Linked DNA regions of Homo sapiens: regions 2 and 3 are each linked to region 1. A link is a loop called in an ENCODE intact Hi-C map of the cell type or tissue named here. Cell type or tissue: GM12878. All regions are shown on one strand.

Region 1 (4,000 bases):
TGTTTTGTGAGTCACTTTTCATGTCTTACATAAAGTCAGCTTCTAACAGATTCAACAAGTCTGAACAAAAATAAAAGACCTACCAAGAAGCTGATGAGACCAGTGTCTCCCCTGATGGCTTTGGAAAGTGAGTTGTGGACTGAAGCCATTGGGCAGCATCTTATATATCACCTCACACATTTCGTAAATATCAGCCCCAAACGAAGTTTCACAGAAGATCCCGGCCCCTCCATCCCTGCAACCATGGATTCTGCACCACAACAAACCCTGGGGAACACCTCAGCATTCCACCTGGAATCAACCAGGAACAGGCAGCCTATACTAGTCAGTTTCATGGTCACCATCAAGGAGGATTAGTAAATAAACATGCTTGTCTCCTTACTGTCTAGTAATCAGTCTTCTTTACCTGTTTCTTATTGTATGTGTATCAACAGACAATTAAAATATAGTGAAAGGTGCCAATCTTAAGTGTATAGCTTGAATAAGCCTTTAAAATGTTATACCCCCACTGCGTCCTGCAACCCTATCAAGGTATGAGTCCTGTGTATCAACACAGAAATCCCCCCCAGTTCCTTTCCAATCAGTGTCCACTCGCCCTGACTCACGCAGCCTTGGAGAAGGTTGCTCTGAACACATCCCAGTTGAGCCTCAGCATCAAGGTCATGGAATCAATTACAATGTGCTTTCTGATCTCTGCCTGCTTTGCTCAAAGTGTTTTTGAAACTTATCTGTTCTTGTGTAGATAAGCAGTTCACTCTGTTTGTTTCGGTAATATGACATTTTATATTACTGAGACAAATATTACACAAAATATTTCATGGACATTTTGTTTATTTTCAAATGTGGGGTATTATGAATATATTATAGATATATGCATATGTCCTTTTGATCAATATGAGCTTTTATTTTCTCTGGGAGTAGAACATCTGGGTTGATATATGCTAATATTTTATGAAACAACTTTATTGAGCTATTATTTGCATGTCCTAAAATTCACCCAACTCAATTAATTTAAAACAAAATCTGCAGAATTAAACAAGCACCACAATTCCATTTTAGAACACTCCCATCACCCAAATAGGTCCCTCTGACTTTTCTCTACTGGCCGCATTTGACACAGTCCATCCCTCTCTCCCTGAAATGCCTCCACTACTTAGCTTCCAGTTCAGTGGGCTATTTTCTTTCCAATCTCACTGGCCATCCTTTCTGTTTCTCTGTTGTTGGATTCTATTTTTCTCTCAAACCTGTTACCATTAGCTTTGACTCATGAATGAGTTCTTGCGTCACTTTTGTTCTTCAGAAACTCATCCCCTTGCTGGTCTCACCTAGCCCCTTGGCTTTACATGCCACCCATACTGATATGACCTCTGTATTTATCCATTCCACACTCTTTCATTTAGTCTAGATTCATAGCTACACAGCCACTGCCACAACATCTCTATGTTGACATCTAACACACCAAGCCCAAGCTCTAGACCCCTCCCCTGAGCCCAACCTCCCTCATCCTCCTCTTCCATGAGAGCAGCTCCATCCCCACAGGTGTTCAGGTTCCCACTGTTTTGTTTTTCTTGACTTCTGTCTTCTCTCTACCTCATCTCCACTCCATCGGCAGAGCCCCTCTCTGTAGCTTCACAGCATGTCCACACCTGACTGCTTCTGTCCCTCCACCTATTCTACCTGGCCAGAGCCTGATCTCCTCTGAACAGGATGACTGTGCAGCTTCCTAACCATGCACTGCCTCCTGCCATCACCCCTGCAGTCTGGGGTTCTGCCTATAAGGAGTTTGGAAGTCACCATTCCATGTGATCTGGTTTGTCTGTGTCCCCACCCAAATATCATCTTGAATTGTAGCTCCCATAACCCTCACATGTCTTGGGAGGGACCTGGTGGGAGGTAATTGAATCATGGGGGCAAGTTTTTCCTGTGCTGTTCTTGTGATAGTGAATAAGTCTCACTATCACTTTTCTACCTATATGATCATGTCATCGGCAAATAGGGAGAGTTCCCCTGCACAGGCTCTTGCCTGCCACCACCTAAGACATGACTTTGCTCCTCCTTGGCTTTCCACTGTGACTGGGAGGCCTCCCCAGTCATATGAACTGTGAGTCCATTAAACCTCTTTTTCTTCATAAATTACCCAGTAATAAATTACCCATAAATTACCCACACTACTATTTATTCATAGCAGTATGAAAATGGACTGATACACCATGTTAACAAAAAGAACAAAGCTGAACAATCAACTATTCATCATAGATTCACAAAATAATTAAATTCATGGGGCAACTGCTGCTTTCAAAATTACAGAGACAGGAAAATGAATGCAGGGAGTCAAGACACACAAGTGCAGAAAGCTCTGTGGGAGCCAGGCTAGGGCAGGAGAGCTTCAGCTGCAATGAAGCTGCTAGAGGCTGGCTGTGGACTGGCCTGAGAACTAAAAACACCAGGGGCACTCAGTCATGGGGAAGCGAGATCGTTTTGTGGTTTTGACCTCCAGTAGCTCAACCAGGTTCTCACAGTAAATACTGGGGGGAAATACTCATGCTACCAGAATGCTCTGTGCTTAACAAAGTCTGTCCTCAGGCAAAACTACTTAACCAGAACCTAAGTTTTCTAAGATTTTATCAGAACCTCACTGACCTAGGTAGGGAAAGTGAGACTGGATCTCAGCTAGCTCCAGCCCTCTGTGTTGGGGGAGGGAAATGTCCAGCTCCAGTCCACCTTAGCTATCCTTTGCGACCTCGTGGGAGAAGCCTGAGAAACCCATGTGAAGTTCAGAGACACAGGCTCAATAAAGACTGAGATCTAACTGGAGAAATGCAGAACGCCTCCTATCCACATGCCACCCTCACTAAGTGTCCATCCATCAATGGATGAATAGATAAAGAAAATGCACTGTATATACTCAATAGGATATTACTCAGGCTTAAAAAGAAGAAAGCTCTATCATTTGCCACAACATGAATGAACCTGGAGGGCATGCTAAACAAAACAAGCCAGACACAGAAGATAAATTCTGCATAATCGCAGGATATGTGGAATCTAAAGAAGTTGAACTTACAGAAACCAAGAGTAGAATGATGGTTTCCGAGGACTGAGAGGTGAGGAAAATAGGGAGATATTGGTAAAAGGGTTCCAAGTTTCAGTTATGCAAGATGAATAGGTTCTGGAGATCAAAGGTGCAGCATGGTGACTAGTTAATATTACTGTATTGAATGTGTAAAATTTGCTGAGAGAGTAAATCATAAACGTTTTTACCATATCCCAAAAAGAATGATAAGTATGTGAGGTGAAGAACATGTTACTCAGTTTGATTGGGGGAAATCATTTCATGATGAATATGAGTATCAAAATATAACTTTGTATACTGTAAACATATACATTTTTATTTGTTAATGATACCTCAATAAAGATGGAAAAATGAATAATATTTTAAAAAAACAAACAAAAACCTCCCAAAAAAGAAAAGCCCAGAACCAGGTGGCTTCGTGAGTGGATTCTACCAAACATTCAAAGAAGAATAATAACAATCCTTATCAAATGCTTCCAGCACATGTAAGTAGAGGGGACACTTCCAAATGCATTTGATGCAGCTGGCATCACACTGATACCAAAGCCAGAAAAAGAGCAAGAAAATAAAGCCACAAGCCAGTATCCCTGATGAACATAGATGCACATATCCTCAATGAGACATGACCAGACTGAATTCAAAAGCACATTACAAGGATCATACAGCATGACAAAGTGAAATATATCTCTGGGATATGGGAGTAGTTCAGCTGATGTGAATCAATTAATGTGGTGAATACACAAACAAGGAAAAAGTACATGTGATCATCTCAACAGATGGAGAAAAACCATTTGACAAAGTTCAACTTCTATTATTGATTAAAAAAAACTCTCAATAAAATAGGTATAGGAGGAACATATCCCCCACACAACAAAGGCCGTAGGTGATAAACTCACAGCTAACATAATCAATGGTGTAAAGCTGAAGGCC
Region 2 (4,000 bases), 54 kb before region 1:
ATGACGTGATGGAGCCACAGACTGATGAGAGTTGAGCCACCCTGGAATCAACTATCCCGGGTTTCTGTATGTGAGGAATTAAATCCCCCTATCTGAGCCACTTTAGGTTGAAGCCATTACCTTTGGCCAAAAACACAGGCACTGACACAGTGAGAGAAGGACTGTCTCACCTGAAGTGTGTATTTGCTCACTCGCTGAGGAAATGGCTGGTAAAGCAATGGGTGCCATTGAAGGGGTGGGTTGCCCCTCCACACCTGTGGGTGTTTCTTGTTAGGTGGAACGAGAGACTTGGAAAAGAAAAAGACACAGAGACAAAGTATAGAGAAAGAAATAAGGGGACCCAGGGGACCAGCGTTCAGCATACGGAGGATCCCGCCGGCCTCTGAGTTTCCTTAGTATTTATTGATCATTCTTGGGTGTTTCTCGGAGAGGGGGATGTGTCAGGGTCATAGGATAATAGTGGAGAGGAGGTCAGCAGATAAACAGGTGAACAAAGGTCTCTGCAGCACACACAAGGTAAAGAATTAAGTGCTGTGCTTTAGATATGCATACACATAAATATCTCAATGCCTTACAGAGCAGTATTGCTGCCCGCCTGTCCCACCTCCAGCCCTAAGGCGGTTTTCCCCTATCTCAGTAGATGGAACATACAATTGGGTTTTATACGGAGACATTCCATTGCCCAGGGACAGGCAGGAGACAAATGCCTTCCTCTTGTCTCAACTGCGGAAAAGGCATGCCCTCCTCTTATACTAATCCTCCTCAGCACAGACCATTTACGGGTGTCGGGCTGGGGGATGGTCAGGTCTTTCCCTTCCCGTGAGGCCATATTTCAGGCTATCACATGGGGAGAAACCTCAGACAATACCTGGCTTTCCTAGGCAGAGGTCCCTGCGGCCTTCTGCAGTGTTTGTGTCCCTGGGTACTTGAGATTAGGGAGTGGTGATGACTCTTAAGGAGCATGCTGCCTTCAAGCATCTGTTTAACAAAGCACATCTTGCACAGCCCTTAATCCATTTAACCCTGAGTGGACACAGCACATGTTTCAGAGAGCACGGGGTTGGGGGTAAGGTCATAGATTAACAGAATCTCAAGGCAGAAGAATTTTTCTTAGTACAGAACAAAATGGAGTCTCCTATGTCTACTTCTTTCTACACAGACACAGTAACAATCTGATCTCTCTTTATTTTCCCCACATGCCATCCACTCCCAGTGAGTGTTTGCAGCTGAACTGTCAGCCTCAGGCCTGTAAAGTTGAATAGATTTGTTAGTGAACAACACTCATAACCTTATCTCACCCATATCATGATTTCATTTGTCCTCTAAATCTTCCTCTAGATGGTGTGGAAATAAACTCTTTAAGACACGTAAGCAGAGCAACTGCAGAATAGGCAGGGAAGTGCCGTGGCCAGCCCACCCACAAACACCATAATCAAGCAGCCTCCCTCCTGTGCCTCCCTCCGGATCTCTTTCTGCTCAAGGCAGACTCACACTGCTGTCTTTTGCAAGTGTATTTACATCATACTTCCTTCTAAAGCCAGGCCAAGAATTCACCTGCAGGGCCTGCGAAGATGCTGTCACATCTGTGTTTAGAGGCTTCTGAGATTTACAGAGTAGATTTTCCTGGCCCCACTTGTTCTCTGGTTGAGACAGGTCAAGTGGACCTTTATGACCCCTCTTGAGGTGGCTCATTCTTGAATGACAGCTGCAGTCTCTCTTGGTGGCTTGAAGGTTTTTACTGAAGGCCATGACCTAACAACAAATGATTAACTTGGCATGTTGAATTTAGACTTTCTGGTTTGAGTCACAGAAAATGAGATCAGAGTAGATGATTTTCACTACTTTCGCTTCATAAACATCTTTTTGAACTTATCTTTATCTTTAATTGCAGAAAAGTTATTTTTAAAAGTTATTTTAAGAGAGAAAGCTATACAAGCTTTCTTCTAAAGTCAATGTTAAGGGATTTATCACTGTAAGTGACATTTTTTTCAAAGCTATGTTGGTGAAGATTTAAACTCAGGGGTTGAGAAGGAAAAGATTAAGCAGATGTCACTGTTTGAGTTGAGGCTGTGCTTTGCAAATCTTCTTCCCCTTTAGCAATAAAGACAGAAGTAGTGATATTGACATAATCTGCATTCAGATCATCAGAATTTTTTTGGTTCATAACATGAATCAAATACAGCTTGGCTCGATTCAACGCAACCCAGCCAGAATAATGTTTTGATTTCTTAATCTTACTCTTCTTCCTAAAAATGATATAATGGAGAGCTACCAGAGTCAGATTCCTCCTCCTTAGTGGACATTAGGAGAAACCAAGTCAGAGTGATTACTGCCCCATTTCCCTTTGACTTTGGGAATGAAAATAAATTGTCTCAGCTCTTATAGACAGCAGTGTGTGTATTAGGCCATTCTTGCCTTGCTATAAAGAAATATCTGAGACGGGATAATTTATAAAGAAAAGAAGTTTAATTGGCTCACAGTTCTACAGGCTGTACAGGAAGCATAACACAGGCATCTGCTGCTGAGGAGGCCTCAGGAATCTTCCAATTATGATGGAAGGTGAAAGGGCAGCAGGCTTCTCAGCTGGCAGCAGCAGGAGAAAGAGAGAGGGAAGGTGCCACACACTTTTAAACAATCAGATCTCACAAGAACTCACTCACTATCAAGAGAACAGCACCAAGGGAATGGTGCTAAACCATTCATGATGAAACCACCTCCATGATCCAACCACTTCCCACCAGACCCCACCTCCAACAATGGGGATTACAATTTGACATGAAATTTAGAGGGGACACATCCATGCTATATCCATGTGCATATGGGCAGGGAAGTTTGCTAAAGGTGTGAGTACTGAACACAGTAAAGGCACTTTCATAAGTGATGGTGGTTAAGGCTAACGGCCCCTCATTCATGAAGCTTAAATTCTTTTCCACTTAGAAAGACATTCCAAAACAGACTCAACTGAGATTTTTTCTCTGCCTCTTCATGAGAGGTGAAATTATAGTGATCTGAGAATCTAAGCCATAGTCCAGAAGGAATCTTCTGTAAGCCACACCCATCCCAAGGCAAATGAAGCCCCAAGCAAAAGTCTTCCATCCTGGGGCCAGGGTGGTGGTGGTGGAAAATGAGGGCTGTGTGAGTGATGCCATTTTTTTTCTTTTCCTTTACACCCATGCGCTCAGTAGGCAGGCCTTTCCTCCTTTTTCAAGAACCTGATGTTAAGAGGGCTTAACTGGAGGATGAGCTTGAGAATCTTGGAATAAGCCTCTTATGAGCCACAGCAATTGGCATAGAAACCAGGCCGGCTCACACCTGACAAGGGGTTGGGTAACCATTGACATCTTAAGGATTTCCAATTGAGAAGCTCTCCCAATGAAGACCCGGCTTGCACAGGATGGAGTCTTTTTTTTTTTTTTTTAGTTTATTTCACACACATCTGTTGCCTATTCTTGGTTGGATTCTGCTCTGGCTGCTGAGCACATGGCGATAAAAGCCAGAAAGACATAAGAATGAGACTTCCAGTGATGGAGGAGAGATGGAGTTAACTAAGTAAACATAACCTGTATTACTTAACCCTGGAAGTATCATTTGCTGTGGAGCTCAGAGTGCTGGGTGTGTGGGGAATAGGGCAGCCTGACTTGTCCTGAGGTTCAGAGAAGGCTCTCCTATTTGATGGAAATCTGAGATAACTAGAAACTGGCAAAAAAAGAAAGAGTTACAGGCAGAAGCAGGAGCACAAGGAACGAGAGACAAATGTGTATTTGAGGAATAGAATGTATAAAGGGCACCTTGGTTTAGAGCCTGGAGGGTGATGCAAGTGTTACAGACCCAGGACACACTCAGGGTTACATGAGGAAGACCTCAAAGGCCACGGTGAAGAGCTGAAAAGAGCCTGTTAACAGAAGTGGGAGGCGTTTTAAGCAGAGTGTAAGATTAGGTTACTGTTCTTCGACAATCACAGCAGTTACTATGTGTAAATGGATTGGAGAAGAAAAGACAT
Region 3 (4,000 bases), 100 kb after region 1:
TGTCACCCATATAGCTATTCTCACTGTCCTGTGGACATTACTAGAGTGTTTGGTGGAAATGCTTCCCTAGCTCACCCTGCTTACAAGCTCCAAGGCTCTTCCCTTTACAACAGTCGTAAGGCCAGACTGGAAGAAAGCCCCCATGAAGCCCATGTTTCAGTATCATGTTGGCACCGTCTATGAGCAACCCCATGACTCAGCAAGATTTCTCGCACTCTCCTTGGTAACTCAAGTCCCACAGATTGCTGCTGTGGTTGTATGAGTGCCCCAGGAGCCTCTTGAGTGTGGTGGGCATTGTGTGATGCCTGGGCAATTTTTTGCATACTGCCTCAAGGAAACACTGGAGCAGCAAACTCATCAACCCAATTTCTAAACACATGCAACACTCCTAATGGGGAGGGCACAGGGATCTGTGGCTATTCTGCATCTCAAGTTTTCTATAAAAAAACAGACATTTAAATATAAGGGAGAAAACATCAGCAAAAGCAAATACACAATGTGTGACTGAGGCTGAGGCTATAACTTCTCCATAGTCCAGAGGCCCTAGACCTTAAGAGTGGCCAATTATTTCAACAGCCAGACATGTGTCCCTTAAAAAGAGACTGGAACTTACAGACAGCTTCTAAAAAGCCATAAAGATATTTACTGTGCTATGGTGTTCTGGTAGTGCACTTGTGAAGTATTTGCCAAAAACCACCAGAAAAATACTTTTCCATGTATGAGCAGAGCAGATTATTACAACAGTAACTCACCAAGACCTACCCATTAACAGTGAAAAGATATGAACTTTTATACTAAAGCTGGATATAAAGAAGTATGTGGTTTTATGTGTTTTCCTTATCTGCACACTGTAGCCTTTAAAAATATGTCTTAAAGTGTTACATTTATGGGAGCAAATAAGGTAATGAAAATGGTTAGAAAGTTCACAAAAACCTTAGAAACTCACATGTCTTTAATGCTAGTGTTCACAAAGAGCCTGCAGTATTCCCTATTCCATATAGTCACATCTTTCCAAACTTTGGAGGTGAGAAGAATGGCTCCCATGACAATCTCTTCCAGTTGGTCGGGCAAAGGTCTATCTCCACATAACTTAAGAGTCTTTCTATGTAAATATGCAAAATAGAGCACTGGCCTTTGATTTAGTTCACTTTAAGTGCTCTGATAAGAACTCTTTTGAATGACAGATTTCTTCTGGTTTTGACCAGAAAGTGTCTTTTATTCTTATGCTCTACATACTTTGCTTGGTCAGGCAAAGCAAGAGACCACATTACAATCATAGGTCAGATACTTCTGCTGCCTACTCTGCCTATGGGAATTTCCAGCCCAATTTCGGTGACAAGAATGCCTGCATATGTCAGCCAAGGCCACCATGAAGAGAGGCAGTGTCATCATCTTCACACTCATAAAAGGCAGCACACACTAAGGACCAGTGTGGATTGAAGTTGTTCAGGAAATACTCAAGTGCCTACCAAATGTAATGTCTCATACTTAGCTGGGAGGTAGATAGAAATTCTACAGGCATGTCAAGCTTGAATATATAAAACCCATGTGATAGTGAGCAAATGTTAATCTCCTTTTCACAAACACTAACCCTTTTGTGGTGCTAGCTTAAAAAACTGCTGGTCAAGAGAGCCTCCCAGTGGCCGCTGTGCAGAGCAGCATGGCAGGTGCAGGTCTCAGGGGTTGTAAAACATTCTCAGTATTCAGTTGCTTGATAAAAAACACATGTGTATAAAAGAATGGCCCTCCTCTCAGCCCCTATTTTCCCATCTTCATGATCACTTCATGAAAATTTATTCTCTCTTACATCCTGCAACTTAGTCAATTCTGTTGGTTTAAAGGTGGAAACAGCTGCCAGTTTCTGCATCCCTGGGATTCCTCTAAGCCTGCCGAGTAGTTTGTGAGACAATCTCATGAATTAGCACATGTTTGATAGTTTACATTTATCAAACATCTGCTTTACAAAGAATTGGGCAAAGTGAACAGCTGAGTAAAGATTAAAGGTGAGCTGTGAGGAGGTGTTACCTCAGAGGGTGCTCTGCAGAAGAGTATGTCTGCGAGCTACCTGAACTCTTTATGTCAAAACAAAGGGAAAAAGTTTATTTTATACGAGTTTATTTCTTGTCTGAAGGTTATGATCATCAGCTCAGATGTAGAAATGTTTTCCCCACTGATGCCAACTTTTCTCAGTGCAGTTGATCCCATTCCACTTTTGCAGAACACTGTTCCTACAATCACCTCTTTTTGAAGATTTTGTGCCTCTCTACTAGCGATTTTCCCCAATCTAACTGTGTTTCCTTTGTTCCCATCTCACTCCCCACTACTCCTCCAGCTGTGTCATCTCATTGGTGCTCACAGCACCATGCCCTCATGCCAGCTCCTCATCTTCCATCTCTCCTTAATGTACACTGCCTGCCCCACTGACATTACTCTTCCAACACTTCTCTTGCCTAGGTTTCTGGTGCCTTCACACTTACAAACTGGAAGTCTCCAGCCCAACAGTCAACCCCCCAAGCCTTTTCTAATCTTGTACAGGACATTGCCATCTGCCTAGCTGCTGGGGCCAAATACCTGCATTTGAGTTACCCTTCTGCAATGTCTCCAATGCCTGTTATGTCTGCCTTCACTGGTAGTCTGCCTGGGTTGATTATGAGCCACAATCTCTCATTGCTCACCTGTATCACTCTAATTGCTTTTTAGCCCTCTTCTCTGCCTCCAATCTGCCTCCCAACCATGGCCTACTTTCCCCAAAGCAGTCACCATAACCTCTTTATTAACAGCACTCACTTCCCTGCTCAAGATCTACATGAGTCCCCTATCAAACTGGAATAAAACCTTAACATCTTCCTATGGCCTGAAGCCAAAAGGCCCTGTGAGCTGTGGCCCTGCCTGTGTGGCCTTATCTCCACTGCTTCCCTTATTCCTCACTCTGACCACACTGGTCACCTTGCTGTTTGTTCTGTGAACACATGTGAAACACATTCCTGTCTCTGCTGCCTGTAATGCCAGCACTCCTTCCCTTCGTTGCTTTGGGCAGGTCACTGTTCAAATGTTGGCTCTCTAGAGAGACTCTTCCTTATCATTCTATCTAAAGTACTGAGCACCCCGACACTCTGAATCCCTTTATCCAGCTTCCTCTTCCTGCTATTTGACACTACCTGAAAAACTACTTGTGTCTCACTAGAACATAAGCTCATAAAGGCAAGAACTGTATTCAACCTGTCCTCCCTTCTACCCCAGCACTTAGAAGAGTGACACAGAGTCAGTATCCAGTGAGTGTTTATGGAATGAGTCACTTCTCGGCAGCATTCAGCACTGTGACCACAGCATCTTTTAACTCTTTTATTATCCTTTCCTGCTTTTCCTCCTCCCATTCTAGCAGCTACTCCTCTGGGGGCCTGTCCTTTACTCACTATAAGTCCTTACAGACCTATCGTCTCTCAATTTTCTTTACCTTTTTTAAGACAGGGTCTAACTTTGTTGCCCGAGCTGCAGTGCAGTGGCATGATCATGATTCACTGCAGTCTCCACCTCCTGGCTCAAGTAATCTCCCTGCCTCAGTCTACCATGTACCTGGGGCCACAGGCATGTGCCATAATGGCTGGCTAATTTCTTTCTTTTTTTGTAGAGATGGGGCCTCACCTTATTGCCAAGTCTATTCTAGAACTCCTAAGCTCAAGCAATCCTCTTGTCGTGGCCTCCCACAGTGCTGGGATTATAAGGGCGAACCACCACACCTGGCTTTATGTTTTCTTTTCTCAAGATATGGGTTCTCACCATGTGGCCTAGGCTGGACTCAAACTACTGGGCTCAAGTAATCCCCCCCAGCTCAGCCTCCCAAGTAGCTGGGACTAAAAGTATGAACCCACCATGCCTGGCTTGTCCAATTTTATTCTACACACTTACTCTGCATTTGAACAGCTGCTATTACTCTTCACTCTGCATCTCTACCACAAATTCATGCTCTAGTCCCATATATCCAAATGATGACTAGACACTG

Evidence for each region. Peaks named below come from ENCODE experiments on the same cell type or tissue, not always from the same donor. Only the 100,000 strongest peaks of a DNase experiment are listed, where the experiment ranks them.
Region 2: a loop joins it to region 1, with 12 times the contacts of the local background. A loop is called at or near these places in 1 of 110 quality-filtered maps.
Region 3: it touches region 1 in a loop (14-fold over the local background); 1 of 110 quality-filtered maps calls a loop at or near these places.

What each region holds. Positions count from the first base shown.
Region 1 is chr19:28,073,441-28,077,440 of GRCh38, reverse strand. No RefSeq gene overlaps it. Among named protein-coding and RNA genes, the nearest start is that of LINC00662, 280 kb to the right of the region's middle. RefSeq lists enhancers at 1,657-1,766, 1,857-1,916. In GM12878, no CTCF peak of the experiment used is centred here; a DNase peak (open chromatin) is centred at 2,490; H3K27ac peaks cover 1,918 bases.
Region 2 is chr19:28,127,827-28,131,826 of GRCh38, reverse strand. No RefSeq gene overlaps it. Among named protein-coding and RNA genes, the nearest start is that of LINC00662, 340 kb to the right of the region's middle. RefSeq lists an enhancer at 746-1,291. In GM12878, no CTCF peak of the experiment used is centred here; a DNase peak (open chromatin) is centred at 1,746.
Region 3 is chr19:27,971,809-27,975,808 of GRCh38, reverse strand. All of the region lies in intron 3 of LINC02987 (long intergenic non-protein coding RNA 2987), which reads right to left. Among named protein-coding and RNA genes, the nearest start is that of LINC00662, 180 kb to the right of the region's middle. In GM12878, a CTCF peak has its summit at 1,652 (motif pointing left); a DNase peak (open chromatin) is centred at 1,408; H3K27ac peaks cover 340 bases.